Regions from separate parts of the Homo sapiens genome. Here all the other regions are linked to region 1. A link is a contact called in ENCODE Hi-C or POLR2A ChIA-PET data. All regions are on one chromosome and are shown on one strand. The core of a region is the stretch at or near the end of the contact, and the rest is flanking DNA. Distances in the headings are between cores, read along the strand shown. Region 1 holds the start of FZD8 (frizzled class receptor 8). Region 2 holds the start of ITGB1 (integrin subunit beta 1). Region 3 holds the start of ZNF37A (zinc finger protein 37A). Region 4 holds the start of ZNF33A (zinc finger protein 33A).

What was found. A loop is a pair of places that touch in the nucleus more often than their neighbours do. ChIA-PET counts read pairs that join two places held with the same protein, here RNA polymerase II (POLR2A). Pooled maps may share reads with other maps.
Region 2: a loop to region 1 is called in a map with no recorded cell type, with 8 times the contacts of the local background. The contact joins the promoter of ITGB1 here to the promoter of FZD8 in region 1. A Hi-C loop is called at or near these places in 2 of 37 single-sample maps with no recorded cell type and 5 of 50 pooled maps.
Region 3: a map of naive thymus-derived CD4-positive, alpha-beta T cell shows a loop between it and region 1 (33-fold over the local background). The contact joins the promoter of ZNF37A here to the promoter of FZD8 in region 1. A Hi-C loop is called at or near these places in 2 of 168 maps with a recorded cell type or tissue (CD4-positive, alpha-beta memory T cell and naive thymus-derived CD4-positive, alpha-beta T cell) and 13 of 50 pooled maps.
Region 4: a loop to region 1 is called in a map of naive thymus-derived CD4-positive, alpha-beta T cell, with 8 times the contacts of the local background. The contact joins the promoter of ZNF33A here to the promoter of FZD8 in region 1. A Hi-C loop is called at or near these places in 1 of 168 maps with a recorded cell type or tissue (naive thymus-derived CD4-positive, alpha-beta T cell), 2 of 37 single-sample maps with no recorded cell type and 13 of 50 pooled maps. POLR2A ChIA-PET finds 5 or more read pairs at or near these places in 1 of 52 experiments (WTC11).

What each region holds. Positions count from the first base shown.
Region 1 is chr10:35,640,818-35,643,713 of GRCh38, forward strand. FZD8 (frizzled class receptor 8) reads right to left here and starts at 1,479. Exons shown (of 1, transcript NM_031866.3): 1 at 1-1,479. The coding sequence starts at 612. It overlaps LOC124902528 (zinc finger protein 469-like), which reads right to left and starts at 2,029. Exons shown (of 2, transcript XM_047426128.1): 1 at 1,813-2,029; 2 at 911-1,596. The coding sequence starts at 2,029. The coding sequence ends at 911. MIR4683 (microRNA 4683) reads right to left here and starts at 435; the gene lies at 355-435. LOC105376494 (a long non-coding RNA gene) reads left to right here and starts at 2,498. Exons shown (of 2, transcript XR_930820.3): 1 at 2,498-2,896. RefSeq lists a silencer at 1-27.
Region 2 is chr10:32,956,804-32,959,699 of GRCh38, forward strand. It overlaps ITGB1 (integrin subunit beta 1), which reads right to left and starts at 1,427. Exons shown (of 16, transcript NM_002211.4): 1 at 1,342-1,427. RefSeq lists silencers at 125-286, 680-1,129, 1,200-1,779 and an enhancer at 1,950-1,999.
Region 3 is chr10:38,092,921-38,095,816 of GRCh38, forward strand. ZNF37A (zinc finger protein 37A) reads left to right here and starts at 1,417. Exons shown (of 8, transcript NM_001324250.3): 1 at 1,417-1,570; 2 at 2,011-2,304; 3 at 2,618-2,709; 4 at 2,824-2,884. RefSeq lists an enhancer at 1,371-1,560.
Region 4 is chr10:38,009,208-38,012,103 of GRCh38, forward strand. It overlaps ZNF33A (zinc finger protein 33A), which reads left to right and starts at 1,468. Exons shown (of 5, transcript NM_006954.2): 1 at 1,468-1,576. RefSeq lists an enhancer at 1,991-2,170.

The DNA of each region.
Region 1 (2,896 bases), core at 229-2,728:
CGCGTCCCCGCCGCCACCGCCCCTGCCGCCGCCGCGGTGCGGGGGCCTGGCCCCCGGCGGGCGGCCGTGGCCGCTGCCCGAAGGCGGCTGCTCGCCGGGCGGCGGCGGCGGCAGGCGGCGCGGCGGGCTGGGCGCGGCGGTGGTTAGGTCGGTGCGGTTGTAGTCCATGCACAGCGTGTCAGGGTTGCCTTGCTCGGGCAGCCGGTCGCAGCGCATGCGGTCGGGCCAGGCGAAGCCGTACTGGCGCATGAGCGGCGCGCAGCCGGCCTTGGCGCGCTCGCACACCGAGCGGCAGGGCGGCAGCGGCTTCTTGTAGTCCTCTAGGCAGATGGGCGTGTACATGCTGCACAGGAAGAACTTGAGATCGGGCGAGCACTGGATCTCCACCAGCGGCCAGAACTGGTGCACCTCCAGGCCCGCCTCGTCTTGCGTGTCGTGGTTGAACTGATTGGGCATGTAGGTGTAGTTGTAGCCGATGCCCTTACACAGCGGCACGGTGATCTCTTGGCATGCCAGCTCCTTGGCCGAGGCGGCCGCAGCGCCGCTAGAGCGCTGCAGCAGCGCCAAGGCGGCCAGCAGCGAGGTCACTTCCAACAGGTAACCCCACTCCATGCTGTGCGCCTCGGCCCGGTGCCCTCGCCCTCCAGGCGGCGCGCAGAGGGGTGCCGGGGGGGGGGCCCACGAGAGAGCCGCAGACGGGTACAGCGGGTGATCTGGGGTCTCCCTTATGCTTCGCCCGGGAGGGGGGTCTGCCGATAATCTAACCCCTTCTAGGGGCGCGTCCGCAGCGGCGCGGCCCGCAGCCTGGGCAGGGCCCTTCCGCACTCCTTTCCGCCGCTCCGGGGGTTTGAAGGCGGCTGCAGGCGCGCGCCACAGTCCGTAGGTCCGCTCTGCTGGCCCCGGGTCGCGCTCAGCCCTCGCGGCGCAGAGCGGCCGGGCCTCGGCTCATCGTCCCGCGCTCGCTCGCCTCCTCTCCGCGCGCCCGACCACTTCTCCCCGCCGCGCCGGGCGGCGGTGACTCCGCCGGACAGAGAGGGCGGAGGCGCCGCAAGTTTCCTCTGGGGCCGCGGTGCGCAGTCAAGATGGCTGGGCCGGGCCGCTTGCCGCGCCGGGTCAGCCCTGGCGGCCACCACTCGGCCCCCGGGGGCTCATGCCCGCCCCCAAGGCCAAGCCGCCGCCGCCGCCGCCGGAGTTGGGGACCCGCCTCGGCCCAGGCCGCCGCCCTCTTTCTCCGGCGTCCGTCCTTCGTCCGTCCGCCGCCGGGACAGACGGACCCCCGCCGCCTGGAAAAGTCAGCGCCGCGCTCCGGCCGCAGTCGGGCGAGGTGCACACAGTCTCCTTCCTGCTGGACACCCAGGAGCAAATCCAGACCGGAAGGCGGAGCGGACACCTGAGTGGCGCGGCCCGCGCCCAGCCGCCGCCTCCTCCTCGGCGGGAGCAGCGCCCTTAGCCCAACTTCCCGGCTCCAGCCCCGCTCGCGCCGCGCTGCCGGCTCATGAATATTTATACAGCGCGGACTCGGTCTCCGCCCCCAGCCCCGCGAGCCAATCGCCGGGCGGTAGGGCGGAGTCCACGCGCTCCCAGGGCTCAGCCTTCCTTAAGGCAGTCCCCGAGTGTCCGCACTGCTGTGCGCGCTCTCTGCGGATGGAGAGTTTTGGTAACCTTGGGATTGACCGCAGAGACAGAGTGTTGGCCATGGCTGTCCCCATGGCGCTGAGTGCGTCGGAGGTCTTGGTCCCCTTACCCCGAGTCTGCCCTTGGGGACAGGGACGGGGTTTGGTGCAGCGCGCGCCTCCCCGGCGCGTTTCAAACCAGCCAAGCCCCTGCTGCCACCCTCCGCAAATGTGGGTGATCTGCAGGCGGCTGGGGTCTCGTGCTCCTCGGGGCGGCAGGAAGGTCTCGCAGCAGGCGAGCGCCGGGGAGGCCTGCCGGGGCTCGGCGCTGCAGAAGACCCGGGAAAGGGTGTCCTCCTTGGGGTTCTCAGAACGATGGTTTCTGAGACTTGGAGATGTGGGGGGTGTGGAGTCATTCTAAACTGGGGCTGGACCCGGGACGGCCCGGGTGAGATGCCCCGGAGCCCAGCCTTGGGCGCGCGAGGGGCGCGGGGGACAAATGCCCGCCAGAGACTCTCCTCCCGCCTCCGCTGCGTGACCTGGGGGAGCCTCAGTTTCCCCACCTAGAGAGTTGGGTGATCATAGCACAGATCTCCAAGGGGGCTTTGATAATTAGGTGAGATAAAATATAGGAAGCCCCGAGCCGCCGTGCTTTCTTAGGAAAAATCATTCAATTTCTTTCTAAAATTCAAAACAAACCTCGAAACTTATAAATAGGACAGGCTGGAAACTCTGGGGCTGGATTCCCTGTCTTCCCTTCGTTCTTTCAGGACGTCTATTCATCCATCCCAAGTTCACAGGCTTTTGCCAGAGCCTCCTTTTCTCTGGTGGGAGGCGGCGCTGCGCTCTGGCGTGGACTCCGCGACACGTATCTGCTCTCTGCACGAGGCCGGAGCCGGACCCGGGCTGCTTTTAGCAGCCGCTTGGGCCACCGCCAGCGAACGCTGCCCCCGCCGGCTCCGCCGCCACCTTAAGACGGGCCGGGAGGGGGGCTGCGGGCGGCCCGGGCCGGCGGCCTGGCAGGTTCATTTACGCTTGTTAGGGCGTCCCAGGGGGCTGTCTTTCTCCTAGAATGGAGTGTTTATTTTTTAATTGATGTGCTGTTTCATTTAGCGCTTGTATGGAACTCATGCTGGGGCAGTAATTACTGTAATCTCGGGAACAAGCATTTCAGTTAGCCAGGAGGGTGGCAGAATATGTTTCTCTCTCTCTTTCTCTCCCTCCCTCCCGCCTCCTCCCCATCTCCGTCCCCCTCTCTCCCTCTTCCTCCCTGCCTCTCTTCT
Region 2 (2,896 bases), core at 177-2,676, 2.7 Mb before region 1:
GAGATATTTTTAACATCTTTTTACTATAAAAGAAGGGCTGAAAAGGAGTCAATACTCATTGAGCATCTACTCTCAAGCTAAGTTTTTTACATTTTGCATTTGATTTTCAGAACTATAGTTAGGAAGGTTACTTGTGGTTTAAACGCGGACTCTGGAACTAGACCCCATGCCTTCTCCAGGAGCTCCTGATGACCACAGGCAACTTACTTTTGCTCCCTGTGCCTCAGTTTCTTCACTCGGAAAATGGGAATCGAAACAGTACCAATCTCATTAGAGCGGTTCCAGAATTAAATAATACATGTAAAATGCCTAGAGCTAAACTTGGCCCTCACTGTCATTATTATAAAAATGAATTATTAATGTAGATATTACTGTTCCTATTTCACAGATGAGGAAACGGAAGCTTAGAGAATGCAACTTACTAATGATCATACCAATGAGTGCAAAGTTTTGGACTCAAAAGCACGAATTTGATTAAATAAAAGTTACTTAGAGAGTAGGAGTCTCATAAATCCAATTTATGAAGCCTAAGAAATGACACGCGGTAAAATGATACTAGACACAGGCCGGGCTCTCAGGCTCGCGGACCGGGTCTGAGCACAAGCTGGCCATGGCCATGCGTCCTGGTCCCGGGGTGCCCGGCAGGGACCGGCGACTCTTGACGTTTATAAACACGGGGAAGTGGACTGCACTGCCGCCACCGCACCCCCGGTCCCCAGCGGCTCCACTAAGCCAACTTCTACCCGGCTCCCGCCGCCCCCGCCCGCGGCGCTGGCCCCAGGGCCGCCTCCTGGCAGCCGGAGGAGACCAGTCCCCGTCGCGGGCGCCGACGGCTGGCTCGACGCTGCTCCAAGGACAGCAGCTCGCGAGGGAGCGAGAGACAAAGGCACCGGACCCGTCCAGGGGAGCGCCGAGTCCCAAACGCCGAGCCCCGGGTGGCCTCGCTGGCTCCCACCTGCGCTTGCCCAGCCCGGCGGGAGACCGCAGGTGTCAGGGGCCGTTCGGGCCCGGTCCCCCGCAGCTCCGGCAGCCCCGACGTGACAGCGCCCAGGCCGGCGACCCTCACGTTCGGAACGCGGCTGGGCTGGCTCTGCGCCCGGGGGCTGCCAGCGCCGGGGACCCGAGGCGGGTGGCGGCGTGCGGACTTCCTCCTGGACTAGCCTGGAATCCTGCCCCAGCCCCCAACCGCTGGCGGCCGCCCCCGCCCCCGCCCCCGCCCCCACCCCCACGCCCGGCACAAAGGTCCCGGCGCGGCCCGGCCGGCGGCTTTAAGTGCTGCCGCGCACAGGAGACCGGAGGCCGCGGCCCGCGCTCCCACACCCGAGGCCCGCCGGCCCCTACCTTTTCCGCGCGGCGTCCGGGGCCCGGCGCGGTGGGCTCGGGCCTGCTGTTCCGCGACTCCCGCTGGGCCTCTCCCGCGGGCTGGCGGGGCCTCCCGGGTGTCGGGCGCGGCGGGTGGCGGCGGCTCCTCCTCCTCAGGGGCGGGAGGAGGGGACTCGGCGGCCCAGAGCCGCCCCCCGGCAGGAAACCAGCCGCGGCCCCGCCTCCTCTGCGCGTCTGATCCCGCTCCCGAGGCCGCCGCCGCCCTCTCCCTCCGGAAACGCATTCCTCTCCCGCCGCGTCAGCCCGGCCCGGGGCTAGGAGGAGGCGGAGGATGGGGCAGGAAGTGCGACCGGGACAAAGGAACCGGCTGCGCGGGAGCGCGCCTGAGGGAGGCCGCGGGGGGCAGGGCCGGGACTGCGTTGAGACAGTCGCCGTGCCTCAGTTTCCTCCTCTGCGAAGGGCGGGAGGAGTCGGACGCGCCCTAGAGCCCCGCGCGTTCCTGGTGTAGCCTGCTGGGCCCGTGTTCTTTAAGTTCCTCTTCCTCGGAGCCGCGCGTTCGACCCTCGCTCCCGTTTGTCCACTGATGTCCCGTTTCGAGCCCGGGAGATCCTGCATCTCGGAAGCCCCCTGAGTCCCGAGGCAAATCGGGACCGTGAGCCCCCCTACCCTGCAGGGCTCCATGGGGCCAAAAACCACGTGGTCCTTCTGGAAGGGAACTGGCTAAGCCAGGACTGCTTTTCTGGAGTGATAATGTGCTTGCCTGTGTCTAAGAGAAAGGTGAAGAATTGGGAAACCCATGGGTGTCACGAAGGGTGGTGAGACTGGGGAACGTTTTAGAAAACCTGGTGAGTTGCGTCCTGCTTTTGATAGATTTATCTGGAGGTACCTTTATGGGGAACAGGGATGAGAAGGAAAAGTTTCTTCCTAAGGAGTACAGTTTCTGTTTCACCTCTTAAAAAAAAAAAATTTGGAGATTGGGGCTGGAAACAACGTTTGAAAGAGAAGGAAACATTCATTATGAGAATGGCTGAACGCATGTCGATTCGATGATTGAAGTCTGTACCAGCCAAAATCATACTGAAACCCAGTAATTTAGTATATGCTACTGGCAAGCTGCTATCCTGGTAGCAGAAAATGCTGTGGGTTCCGCTTGGTGAGCTGCAGCACCCTGTTGGGAAAAGAGCTCAAAAATTACCAGATTTATGAAATAGAAGTGTTTCTCTTGCAGGAGATTAGGGACTGGAATGCCCATTTGGCTGCTGCCAATCAATATAAGAGAAAATGAAGCGATCACATCTAAGAAAATTTGCTCATTACTTACCAGCAAAATCAAAACTTGATTAGCCAATCTGAAGACCTCTAGGAAATGAGCACTATTTTTCCCACTTAATGGATGTTCAAGCTTAAGAGGCTAAATGATGTTCCTATATTAATATCTCAATGGTCAAACTGCCATTAGAACTCAACATTCTTGAATTTTAAAGGTATCGGTTTTACCATTGTTCAGAATTCATCAGAATTGGCCCAGTCTCAGCACAGAAAACTGTATAGTTCAAAAGCATAATTGGTCCGT
Region 3 (2,896 bases), core at 167-2,666, 2.5 Mb after region 1:
AATAAATTGTGTCTCGAAGTGATAATCATTGTTGTACTTACCATGACTGTCTTCTGAAATGCATCTCAACCCTTGAATAATTTGATTCTTTTACATGGATGGTACTAAATGCTTTTCCAGCATGGGAACAAGTGGGATTATCATCAGTGGTGGTAAAGAAGGGAATAGAAATGGAGAAAAATGCTTCTTTTTTGGTCAGTGGACATTTATTTTTTATTTTTATTTTAACTTAAACTTCAATAGCTTTTGGAGTACAAGTGGTTTTTGGTTATGGATGAATTATAAAGTGGTGGATTCTGAGATTTTAGTGCACCTGTCACCTGAGTAGTGTACACTGTACCTAATGTATAGTTTTTTTTTTTTCATTTTTGAGATGGAGTTTTGCTCTTGTTGCCCAAGCTGAAGTGCAATGGCGCGATTTCAGCTCACTACAACCTCCACCTCTCGAGTTCAAGGGATTCCCCTGCCTCAGCCTCCCAAATAGCTGGGACTGCAGGTGTGTGCCACCACGCCCAGCTAATTTTGTAGTTTTAGTGGAGACGGGGTTTCACCGTGTTACCTAGGCTGGTCTTGAACTCCTGACTTCGTGATCCACCCGCCTCCGCCTCCCAAAGTGCTGAGACTACAGGCGTGAGCCACCGCGCCTGGCCATGTGTAGTTTTTTTAACCTCCGGCCTCCTTCCTACCAGCCCCTTCTGAGTCTCTAAAGTCCATTATATCACTCTGTATGCCTCTGCGTACTCATAGCTTAGCTCCCACTTATAAGTGAGAACCTACGGTTTTTGGTTTTCCACTCCTGTATTACCTCTGCCTGTGAACTTTAAAAAGTTATCGTGATCAAGAGATCCTGCATACTCCTGAAGAATGGAAAATGCATGTTTGCCATGCAAGATGGTATTACGTGGTTTAACAAATAAAATTTGAAGAGCAATTCCGAGTTATCTTTACGACAGCTTACAGGCTGGTAATGCTCATGTCCAGCGTGTTTTCTCACGGTTAGCGTCCAATGGACCAGAAAGGAGCAAGTGAAGCTCTCCACACTGGCGCAAGTGTAGGTGGTGCTGCGGCAGCGTCGCGGGGCCACAGGAACCGACCTCGTCTGGAGAAATTCCACTCGTGAATTCTGCCAAATGAGGAAGTGTTGAGGACGGCCAAATCATCAGGGGGATGTAATTCATGAGAAAGCTGTGTAATTTAAATACTCATAATTTATTTCAGCTAACGAATAAAACTGCAGTACTGCACTTGCCGCATCTGGGAACTAACTGCCCAATGCGGCTGAAACCTCATGCCCTTTCAAAAGGAGTGGCGCGAGGGCTTGTGGGAAATGTAGTCTGCACTTTCTAAGGGAGCGGCGCGAGGGCTTGTGGGAAATGAAGCGTGCACTTTCTAAGGGAGCGGCGCGAGGACTTGTGGGAGATGTAGTGTGCACTTTTCGGCCCCCGTCGCGGGAGCCGCTTCGGGCCTTCTGGGCATGTCTGCCATATGGCTCCAGGTTTGTTTTTCTCCCCGGCACTCTGACGGGGAGGGCTCCCGGCATCTCCTGGCGTCCGGGTAGAGGACGCGGAGGGTGAGTAAGGGAGGGCAGGGGCGAGGGTGGACTGGGGGTTCCGCGCGGCCTGGGGGTGGGAGAGAGGGAACGCCTTTGCCGCCTGGCCTGGGTCCGAATCCTGCCTCGGTTCTTGTGCTCCCAAAGGGAATGCGCAAGTCCCGCGCCTGTGACAAGTGAGGTTGGATTTTCTCTTCCCTGAGGTGAAGGATGCCCGGAGGCCTCCGCAGGACGGCGCAGAAACGGGCCTTCTGCCCAATAGATGCGCGCTTCTCTCATTCTTTCCCCTCAGAATCTCGCTGTCCTCACAACCACCTGTGGTCGGCGTCGCCGCGGTGTCACTGCGATGCCGAGGCGAATGGGGTGGGGGGAAGCGCCCGCGGGGCGGGGAGGGACCCTGCAGGCGCGGACTCCACACCCAGCCTCTGGCCAGCGTCACTCGGCTTGCTGTGTCCTCGCAGGTCGCAGCTTCATTGCCTGATGTCTTCGGGAAGTATTTTGAAGTCATCGTGGCTGTGGATTGGGGAATTTCTTGTTTCCACTGACCTGTGAGGCCGCGCACGCGGAGGGAGGCACCCCAGGCCCTCCGGCACTGTCCAGCCTCGCCTGTGTCCCCATTAGCACCAGTGGGCATTTTCAGAGGGTCCAGCTCATGGCTCAAGTGACAGGAAGATGTAGGAGCTTTCTGTCTTGAATGAGGATTCGAACCAAAGGGCTTAGGCCCAGCTGTCTTGGAGCAAAGCAGCTGTTGTGGGGTAAGAAGGGAAGGGTGGGGGGCGAGGGCCCAGGGGCCCTCCTAGGAGGACACCCAACCCGTTGGGCTGACACCTCACTAGAGATCTAGAGCACGGGTGGGAGGAGCAGAGGCTCGATTTGTGTCCTTTCCAGACCCCCACAGGCTGGGAGCTTTGTGCCCATTCAGATGTGGGGGCAGAAGAGGGCAAGGCCGAAGGAGCAGACAGCACCGCTTCTTGGGGAGTTGTGAAGGCATCATGCGGAGGGAAGAGCTTAGCAGCCAAGTGGAGGACAGCACCCTCCATGCCTGGATTCGTTACTCGCTCGTTCTAGATGCTGAGCTGCTGGCGCACTGCAGCACAACTAGAGATGTACGGATGCCCCCATCTTGATCTTACAGAATCAGAGGTACAGCCGCGAGAAAGGTCTGTAAGTTATCTATTTACGCTTTATTTAAAAGATGGGATGGGGTGGGGTGGACAGGAAACGAGCTTAACGTGTTAAGTTACTGATGACATTGACACATTTTGTTGTGGCAGAGTCAAGAACAGACAGAGTCGCTTGAGGACTCAGGAGGGTGTTTGCTGCGTTGACAACAGAGTAAGTAAAAAT
Region 4 (2,896 bases), core at 218-2,717, 2.4 Mb after region 1:
GGATTACAGGCGTGAGCCACCACGCCTGGCCATATTTGCATTACTTTCAATTCTCATAATGGACTTAAAAAGTTTTGCTGGAATGGAGTTGCTTATTTTTCTCTATTATAAAATGTGACTGATATTAAATTTATAGTTTCTGTCTTTGGCATCACATCCCTTGTTGTTTTTTTTGAGACAAGGTCTCACTTTGTCACCCATGCTGGAGTGCAGTGGTGCCATGATGGCTTACTGCAGCCCGGGGCTCAAGTGATCCTCCAACCTCAGCCTCCTGAGTAGCTGGGATCACAGGTGCCTGCCTACATGCCAGGCTAATTGTTATTTTTAGTTTTTTGTAGAGATGGGGGTCCCACTATAGTGCCCAGGCTGGTCTTGAACTCCAAGGATCAAGTGGTCCTCCTGCCTCCGCCTCCCAAAGTGCTGGGGTTACAGGTGTGGGCCACTGTGCCTGGTCCACTTGTCAATTTTCAAAAATTTTTACTCTTTTAGTGGTTTAAATGTTTAAGTATTGTATACATGTGAGATTTTATCATGTGTGATCTATGTATATCTCTACATTCCAAATTGCTCGGAATGACATGCTCTTTGGAATACTCCATTCTTTCCCTCACTGTTTTGAAATGCTGTATCTACTACACATTAAAGAATACTCTTAAGCTGTCTTATTTCCATGGAGCAGGTGCCAAACTACTTTGAATAGAGCAATATTATATAGATAGATGTAGATAGATACAGATATTCCTTAGGCATTTTTTTCCTGCTTTTTAAAATGTATACTGGCTGTTCATTTGGGTTTTTACTTATTCTAGATAAAGTTGAGAATGCTTTTGTGAAGTACAGAATACACTAAAGATCAAAGAGAAAAAATACATAACAAAAATTTGTTGATATTCTTTTAGGAATTTTGTCTTCCTAAGAAAGGTACAGATAGACTAAAAGTATTTCCATTTAGTCAAGCAATTTTAATGTCACAGAGGAAATCATACGTGACATTTATTTTCTTCTTTCAGATTATGTCTAGTTCCTTACTGAGCTACAATTTCCGTTTATTGCTTTAACCATTTTGATGAAGTAGCTTTCCGGCCGCACCTTCCCCTTTTTTCCCCCGCTCCCAAAGAACCGCTGATAGCATGAAAGTCTTTTAAACTGTATGGACGAGATCTATTTCCTAACATTTAAACGGAAAATGACACGCAGCGGTCCTTTCCTTGAGCGTCTGCGTCTAAACTGCCCACAGACCTCCCCCGCAGTATATCCCTTTGGAGTGCCCCGGGGAAAGCCAGGGCTGCAGGCAGTTCCAGCACCAACTCAGACCGCATCTGCCCACTGCCTAGCGGGGCACTTCTCTACCAATCCGAAGGGCTGCTCGCCCGGCCTCACGGGAAAGGTAGTTTCCAGGTAGGGCGCCAACAGCATCAAGCTGTGCGCGTGGGCTCTGCGCATGCCTCGTCCGCCGGCTACGTCTGCGTTTCCGCCTTTCCTTTTGTTTTTCTCAGGTTTTGCGTGGGAGGCGGTCCCGGGATTTCAAGGGTCTACGCGCTTTTCTATGGCGAATGCAACCCGACGAGGGAGTGGGGTAAGCCCCAGTGGGTTGGGCAGGGAGAGAGAGGGAGCCCCGCGCGACTCCTGGGGCGGGCGGCAGGGGGCCGGTACCAAGTGGTGGGGAGGAGGCCCGGGGACCTCATAGGGGAAGGCGGGGACGGCGGGGCTGCAGCGTGTGGGCCACGACGCTAGGCCGGTTCCTCAAAGGCGCGGCCTCTGTACGGAGCAGGGTACGCAGCGTGTGTCGCCCCATTTGTGGGGGCCGCGGAGGAGGGCATGTGCGCTTGCGCAGTCCGCGCGCTGAGCCTTGCGGGAGGGGCAGTTCTCTTGTCTAGCCTGTGCGCGTGTGCTAGGGCGCCGCGGTACGTGGGCGGGGAAAGGCGGGTGCAGTCGCCCGCCAGACCGGCAGACTCGGTTGCACGTATTGCATTCATCCTCTTTAGGTTCCGAACTGACCTCCAGTCAGGTCCATCACTGCATCTTGGTATTTGCTGTTCCTCTGTCCTGACTTGATCTTGCACTCAGGAAAGATCTTCAAGAATTACCTAATTTTGGCCTGGCGCGGTGGCTCTCGCCTGTAATCCCAGCACTTTGGGAGGCCGAGGCGGGTGGATCACCTGAGGTCAGAAATTCGAGACCAGCCTGACCAACATGGTGAAACCCCGTCTCTACTAAAAATACGAAAAGTAGCCGGGCGTGGTGGCGCATGCCTGTAATCCCAGCTACTGAGGCGGAAAATTGCTTGAACCCGGGAGGCGGAGGTTACAGGTAGCCAAGATCGCACTATTGCACTCCAGACTGGGCAACAAGAGCGAAACTCCGTCTCAAAAAAAAACAAAAACAAAGAATTACCTAATTTTGCCTCATTTGTTAGAAGAAAAAGATTTTTTTTGTTTTTTTGTTTGTTAAGGTCACTGACTTGTTCAGGATCACAGTTAGTAGGGAAGACTAAGTCACATCTCCTGACCCCTAAGCCAGTACTGTCTACTTTTCCACACACATCAAAGCAAGTTTAAAATATCCCTTTGAGAAATAGCAACAAAGTTAGATGAAGAAATTAAAACTGATTTTTTCTTTGAAGCACTGCCGCTTATGGCTTTCTGTGGAGTCACTCACCAGAGGTTAAGTAACATTACTGGGAAAATAGATAGCTTAGTCCTATTTTTTACAATGGTTTTAGTGTTAATGTTCCTTCATTAAATATATTGTTAACTTGTTTGGCCAATATTGTCATTATACTTTTTTTTGTGAACACCGAGGGAGATTGAAATCCTTAGGAAGCAAATATTTACTTTCACCCGGTAAAAAATCTTGTGCCCAAGAGCTACATAATTATGTTGGAGTTATTCTTTCA